2 separate regions of the Homo sapiens genome follow, and region 2 is linked to region 1. The links are chromatin contacts, found by Hi-C or POLR2A ChIA-PET in ENCODE. All regions are on one chromosome and are shown on one strand. Each heading gives the region's core, a stretch centred on a gene start or an enhancer-like site at or near the end of the contact. The rest is flanking DNA. Distances are from core to core; before and after follow the strand shown. Region 1 overlaps TMEM184B (transmembrane protein 184B). Region 2 overlaps LOC105373030 (a long non-coding RNA gene).

What was found. Hi-C counts contacts between places; a loop is a spot of excess contacts on that map. ChIA-PET counts read pairs that join two places held with the same protein, here RNA polymerase II (POLR2A). Pooled maps may share reads with other maps.
Region 2: a loop to region 1 is called in a pooled map, with 2.2 times the contacts of the local background. The contact joins two enhancer-like sites. A Hi-C loop is called at or near these places in 1 of 50 pooled maps. POLR2A ChIA-PET finds 5 or more read pairs at or near these places in 3 of 52 experiments (H1, K562 and WTC11).

Annotation. Positions count from the first base shown.
Region 1 is chr22:38,260,645-38,264,194 of GRCh38, forward strand. The region is part of intron 1 of TMEM184B (transmembrane protein 184B); the gene reads right to left. Among named protein-coding and RNA genes, the nearest start is that of TMEM184B, 11 kb to the right of the region's middle. RefSeq lists enhancers at 126-295, 1,680-1,769, 3,242-3,550. Within about 2 kb of position 1,592, at least 20 of the 41 ENCODE cell types and tissues checked have a DNase peak (open chromatin) inside an H3K27ac peak, as active enhancers do.
Region 2 is chr22:38,411,184-38,414,785 of GRCh38, forward strand. The region is part of intron 4 of LOC105373030 (a long non-coding RNA gene); the gene reads right to left. Among named protein-coding and RNA genes, the nearest start is that of TPTEP2-CSNK1E, 14 kb to the left of the region's middle. RefSeq lists a silencer at 1,674-1,873. Within about 2 kb of position 2,033, at least 3 of the 41 ENCODE cell types and tissues checked have a DNase peak (open chromatin) inside an H3K27ac peak, as active enhancers do.

The sequences.
Region 1 (3,550 bases), core at 342-2,841:
CCTCTGAGAGAGAGGGACGGAATAATGAGTGAACACAGAAAGCACTGAGAAGGTCTGGCACCATGTGATGTCAGCTGCCATTGCTCTCCCACTTCCTCCTTCGGCCAGCCTGGGATTTCATGCTCCCAACAGTCTCTGGGACCCAGGTTCTGTTGCTGGGTATTTGCTCTCTTTAAATCTTCTGAGGTCATATTTTCATTCATTAGTTTCAGATCCAAACCCTTTAGAGCTGCAGCCACGAAGTGCTCACTCAGGCGGCTGCCACCCACAGGCCAAGCTAAACTGGCAACCCGTTCACATATATATCCCTGGAATATTCATGCAGCCTGGGAGGGCTTTTGTTCTCTTATTTAATATAGATGGAGAACCTTCCATCTTACCATAACTCGCTGGTTGGGGTCAGACTCGAGCACTGTTCATCTGAACTGACCGCTCTGCTCCCACTCCAGCCGCCTGGGAATGACAACGGGAATGACAGCCGGCCCTCCTGCCTTTGGGGGTTGCCTGGGCTCTCTGAGCTTCTGGGCAGCTGCATTATTGGGGGAGGCTGATCCACATCAGAGCAGGTCAGCAACCCACAGCCTGGCCCTTCTCCAGAGGGGATTAGAGGGAAAGAGCGGCCCCTGGCCAGGCACTTCTGCCTGGTGAGCCTTTTGAAAAGGATCACATGCCCTCACAAGGGGTCAGGGGTCCACAGCTCTCCTTCCGTCTCCCCTTCAATCAACACAAACAAGCGGAGGCCACTCTAGCGGCTCCACATTTCTCCCCCTTCTCCTGGGCCAAGTTCCCAGGAATCTCTCAACCAGGAAAGCAAAATCATCCAATCATGTACATATCTGTCACTTGGGTGGGGGTGCAGAAATAAAGGGGAACAACAAAGAAATCCAAAGTCCCTCAGCGAGGGCTTACTCAATTCAGCCTTGTAATTAGGTTCTTTCCTTTAGTACATACCAGTCCTAATTTTGATGATCTCAGTTTTCTCTCAAATTGAGAACAATGGACCAACGCTCAGCCTCTTTAGCTGGATTGTTGAGCCCCTCTACATGTGACCACCTTTCCAGCCAGCTAAAATCCCACTGGGCACTGAGCGGATAGGTCCCCTGCAGATTCAGCATCCTGCACCCCAACAATGCTACCACCCCATGGGAGCAGGCTGTCTAAACCAGGATCCCTGTACCTGCTCTGTCCCTGTAATCAAGAAGCCTGGCTCCAGCCAGGACACCCTAGATTTCTCATACCAACCTGAATTTCATTCATGCAAACACATTCTGAGTCAGGTAAGCCATCAACCCACCCTGGGTGTATACCCAGCAAAGAGCGCACACGCGCCCCCAAAGACAAGAATGAATTCACCGAAGAGGCTGGACATAACCCAATGCCTGTCCACAGGAGAATGAATAAATAGTGGTATATTTGGTGAACTCCTACGCAGCAGAGAAAAAAACCAAAGGGCCACTACAGGCAACCTGGATGATCTGACAGTGCTGCGGGAAGGCAGCCAGACACCGAGGAGTCCGTTCTGTACACTCTGTGTGTGGGAGGCCCAAACAGGCAGCGGCAGGCACCACGCGAAAGTGCCAAGGTGTGAGTGGTGACTACCGGCGAAGAGCGAGTGGCCAGGAGGGGGCCCCAGGGAGCTTCCTTGGGTGCAGGAACCATTGTGTGGCTTGATCTGGGCAGTTTACACAGAAGCCAGGGAGGTCAGAAGGCAGTGCAGAAGTGGAAACTAAGCTGGCCCTTGAAAGTCAGACAGGACCTGGGCACGTGGAGACTGCTCTGGACGGAAAGGCAGGCAAAGGGAACTATATGAGCAAAGGCACGGAGGTGGGGAGTTAAGAGGGCAGACAGAGGAAGGGGTGACAGGCCAAGTGCGGCTCAAGAAGAGGCCCAGTAAAGAGGGCCTGGGATGCCCAGTGCTGAGTTAAAGTGTATCTTTCTGTCAGTGGGGAAGCCCCCAAAGGTTTCAGAAATCATGACGTGAGCCAATCGGAGCAAGGGTTGAAAATGACAAAGTCAGCCAACAGCAGTGTGTCCAAGGGGCCCAGAGAGGGCTCCATCTCTCCAAGGCCGGGACCGGGGGTCGTATTTACCAAGCAACACCCAAGCCCTCACACTCGGCCCCTTTGTGAGAACCAAGCACATATTTTTTGATTAGTGGTCTGGGGCCTGAGTGAGGCTCCTGTACTTGAGAAGTAGCCAGAACCTTGACCTTCCTACACTGGGCAGGAGGCAAGGTTACAGTCCTTATGTTTTTAATTTATTTTATTTTATTATTTGAGACAGAGTCTCGCTCTGTAGCTCAGGCTGGAGTACAATGGCATGATCTTGGCTCACTGTAAACTCAGCCTCTAGGGTTCACATGATTCTCCTGCCTCAGCCTCTAGAGCAGCTGGGATTACAGGCATGTACCACCATGTCTGGCTAATTTGTGTATTTTTAGTGGAGATGGGGTTTCATCATGTTGGCCAGGCTGGTCTCGAACCCCTCACCTCAAGTGATCCTCCAACATCAGCCTCCCAAACTGCTGGGATTACAGGCGTGAGCCACCGCACCTGGCCCATTTTAATTTCTTGGAAAGGCGTACATTCACCTGCTTCAGCAATCAAAAGGTACATGGGATCTCCAGCAAACAAGCAATCTCCCATGACCAGCACCCCCTCCAGAGGCATCACAATCACCGACTTGCGGTGTCTGCCCAGAGACCCCCTGGGCATAGACAAGCAAAGACACTTTTGATTCTCTTCCCTTTTACACTGATGGCAGCTCCGAGACACACCGCCCAGACCTGCTTCTTCCCTCGGCAATCCACCTTGCTGCTCAATCCGGCACAGTGCGTTGAGCGTCCATCTTATGTATTATGGCCACGCGGTATCCCATGTTTAGACGGGCCATGGTTTGTTCATTGGCCCCTGCGAATGAACATTTAAGCTGCCTCCAATCTTTTGCTATTAAAAATAAGGCAACAATGACGAACCTTGCAAATAAATCATTTTGCACACGTGTTAACCCATCCGTAGAATAAATTCTGGGAGGCAGAGCTGCCGGTGAAAGTATAGAAACATCTGTAATTTTGGAAAATATTGCCAGAGAGGCACAGTACATTTAAATTGTTCATCCAAGAAATGAGCCTCAATGTTGGGGGAAATATAGAAAATATGTAGGTTTCTGTTTGTTTTTTGAGATGCAGTCTCGCTCTGTCTCCCAGGCTGAAGTGCGGTGATGCAATCTCAGCTCACTGCAATCTTTGCCTCCCAAGTTCAAGCGATTCTTCTGCCTCAGCCTCCCGAGTAGCTGGGATTACAGGTGCGTGTCACCACGCTGGGCTAATTTTTGTATTTTTAGTAGAGATGAGGTTTCACCATGTTGGCCAGGCTGGTCTCGACCTCCTGACCTCAAGTTACCTGCCCACCTCGGCCTCCCAAAGTGCTGGGATTACAGGCGTGAGCCACCGCGACCAGCCAATACATAGTTTAAAGTTGTCCAAGTGAAGAAACGGTAGAGAAAGGCTGTTTTCAACAAATGGAGCTCTGGGTAGGGACACGGTGCTGAA
Region 2 (3,602 bases), core at 783-3,282, 150 kb after region 1:
GACATATTCCTGGAGCTTCAATCTGAGATTTGGTAGTTTGCAGAATCCTGAAGAGAGCTTATTAAAATGCAGGTCCCAGGACCCATCTCACACAGGATGTCAGGGGTGTGAGGTGGGGACCAGGAGTGGGCACCTTTTGCCAATTGAGTCTAGCCCTGTCCTACAATATGTAAGCCACAAAATGATCCACATCACATCAATTTAAATTTTCCAGCAATTACATTAAAAAGTAAAAAGAAGGCCGGGCATGGTGGCTCGGCTCACGCCTGTAATCCCAGCACTTTGGGAGGCTGAGGCAGGCAGATCACCTGAGGTCGGGAGTTCGAGACCAGCCTGACCAACATGGAGAAACCCTGTCTCTACTAAAAATACAAAAATTAGCTGGACGTGGTGGTGCATGCCTGTAATCCCAGCTACTCGGGAGGCTGAAGCAGGAGAATCACTTGAACCCGGGAGGCAGAAGTTGCAGTGAGCGCTATTGCACTCCAGCCTGGGCAATAAGAGAGAAACTCCGTCTCAAAAAAAAAAAAAAAAAAAAAGTAAAAAGAAGGCTAGACACGGAGGCTCATGCCTGTAATCCCAGCACTTCGGGAGGTCAAGGCAGGAGGATCGCTTGAGGCCAGGAGTTGGAGACTAGCCTGGCCAACATGGTGAAACTCGTCTCTACTAAAAATACAAAAAATTAGCCAGGCGTGGTGGTGGGTGCCTGTAATCCCAGCTACTCAGGAGGCTGAGGGAGGAGAATGGCTTGAACCTGGGAGGCCGAGGTTGCAGTGAGCAGAGATCGCGCCACTGCACTCCAGCCTGGGCTACAGAGAGACTTCATCTAAAACAAAAAACAAAAAACAAAAAACGATAATTTAAAGATAGTTTGCAATCTTTCTTTCTTTCTCTTTTTTTTTTTTTTTTTTTGAGGCAGTCTCGCTCTGTTGCCAGGCTGGAGTGCAATGGCGCGATCTTGGGTCACTGCAACCTCCGCCTCCCGGGTTCAAGCGATTCTCCTGCCTCAGGCTCCCAAGTAGCTGAGATTACAGGCGCCCGCCACTGCGCCCGGCTAATTTTTGTATTTTAGTAGAGACGGGGTTTCACTATGTTGGTCAGGCTGGTCTCGAACTCCTGACCTCAGGTGATCCGCCCACCTCAGCCTCCCAAAGTGCTGAGATTACAGGCGTGAGCCACCACGCCCGGCCTGCAATCTTTCTTACTACAAAGTCTTTGAAATCCGGTGTGTATCTTACATTCACAGCACACCTCAGTTACACCAGCCACATTTCAAGTGCGCAGTGTGACTCGGGGCTACTGTGTTGGACAGCGCAGCCCGGAGGCTGATCCGGGTAGCCCGGGGGCCACGCTGGGAGCAGCGCAGGGCTGGATCGTGTCTGTGAAACTCACTTTGCAGACTCCGGTGCTCCAAACAAAATGAGGGAACAAAGTCATACCCGGACTCCAATTCTGCCTCCCACTCCTGGCTGTCTGCCCCAAGGTCCTTCCGCCCCGTCCTGGCCACGTGACCTTGGGAGTCCCTTCGCCTCCAGAGCCTTGACCTGTACACCTGAGAAATGGGCGTGGTGACTCCTGCTGGCAGCAGCAGTGGTGCGCGTGGGGACACGCGTGCGGGGAGTCAGGCGCCCCCGGGTGCTCGCGGCAGGAAGGAGTGAAGCCTGCGGGCGGGTGTGGGGGCAAGAACTGAAGCCGGGGGAACCAGACGGGCTCCGGGTGCGGGGGCTCCGCTGGGGCCACGCCAGTCCGCCTGCAGCAGCCGGCAGCTCCGGAGGCGGCCACCGGGCGGCGCTGTGGAGCAGGGACCCCGGGGCCCGCAGGGGCCCGCGGAGGAGTGAGAATAATTAGTAACAGCCCCTGTCTGGGGTGCACTTCCCGGGGGAGGGGAGAATGAGGTCACTCTGGTCCTTCTGTGACAGGAGGGAAAACAGGCGAAGAAGCCCATCCCCCCAACCAACCCCCCCTAATTCAAGTCGGCCAACACTGCGGCCATGGGAGGATCCGGGTTTGGAGTCGGGGGCTCTGGGTGAGGTCCTGATTCTGACCTCTGAGGGACCTCGGGCTGCTCGGCCTGGTCTCCCACCTGTAGACGGGGACACCTGTGCCTCCCTGCAGATGCCGGCTGCAAAGGGGCGTTGCCAACTGTCTGGTGCCGAGCCAGAGTCAGTGCGTGCCTGGGATTGAGAGGCGAACTTTGAGAGATGAGGATAAAAATAACAGCTGCCGATGCTGAGCTAAATGCCTACTCTTCTTTATACTCTCTTAACAGCCGGTGAGGTTGGTATGACTGTTGCCCCCATCTGACAGATGGGGTAGCTGGGCCTCCAAGGTCTGGTGTGGCCTTACCTGGCCCAGCAGAGCGGGACCCTGATTCCAGGGTTCTGTGCTGCCTTGTGACCAGACCTTGGCTTAGACGGGTTCGGATGAACCTTCTCCTGCACACACCCCCACCCATGGCTTTTTCCTCCCTCCCCTCCTGGGCTCTCAGACCCTCTGGCCTTCCCTCCCCTCCCCAAAGGCTGCCAGGGCCCACAGCCAGGACCCCCAGTCTCCCCATTAAGATCAGAAGCCTCTCCATGCCCACAGCTCAGGCCTAGCCAGTGAGAGTGGTCCTCTGGCCGTAATAGTGGTTTCAAGACAGGCATGGGACTCAAGCCTGGCCAGTGTGGCTGGATGTTGGGACTCTGGCACCTAGAGCAGTTGGGAAACCTGCCTGGAGGCCTAGGGGCTGGGAGCCTGGAGCCCGGAGGCCTTGGGAGATTTGCTTGAGTCTTGTCTTCACCTTCTATTTTGTATTTTTCTAGAGAGACAGGGTCTCACTATGTTGTCCAGGTTGGTGGGCAGTGGCTATTCACGGGGCAATCAGACTCGAACTCCTGGCTCAAGCCATCCTTCCACCTCAGCCTCCTGAGTAGCTGGGACTACAGGTGTGCACCACTGCGCCCCACTTGGCTTCCCCTTTAATGGAGGAGCTGCTGACTATGGTCTTGTGCTCTGGAATGCAGCCAAAGCACCTCCAGCTTTCCACCTGCCCGCAACCCCAGTTCTGTGCCCACAGTCTGCCTCCCACCCTCCCGTCCATCTGCACCCCGTCCCCACATTGACTCACCAAATCTAGAGTCTGATCATTGGAGGGTCCCTCGCAACCCCTTGCCTCCTCCAGAAAGAAAGGCTTGGCTCCACTCTCTTTTTTATTTTTTGAGATGGAGTCTCGCTCTGTCTCCCAGGCTGGAGTGCAGTGGCGCGATCTCAGCTCACTGCAGGCTCTGCCTCCCAGGTTCACACCATTCTCCTGCCTCAACCTCCCGAGTAGCTGGGACTATAGGCACCCGCCACCACGCCCGGCTAATTTTTTGTATTTTTAGTAGAGACAACGTTTCACCATGTTAGACAGGATGGTCTCGATCTCCTGACCTTGTGATCTGCCTCCCAAAGTGCTGGGATTACAAACCTGAACCACCATGCCCGGCCTGCCTTTGTTTTTTATCTGTAAAATGTGGCAAAGGGCTGAAAGCCCCCTAGCTCCTCTGGAAGCCAGAAACACCCTGCCCGATGATGGCAGCCCCCTTTTTAATTTAATTTATTTATTTTGAGATGGTGTC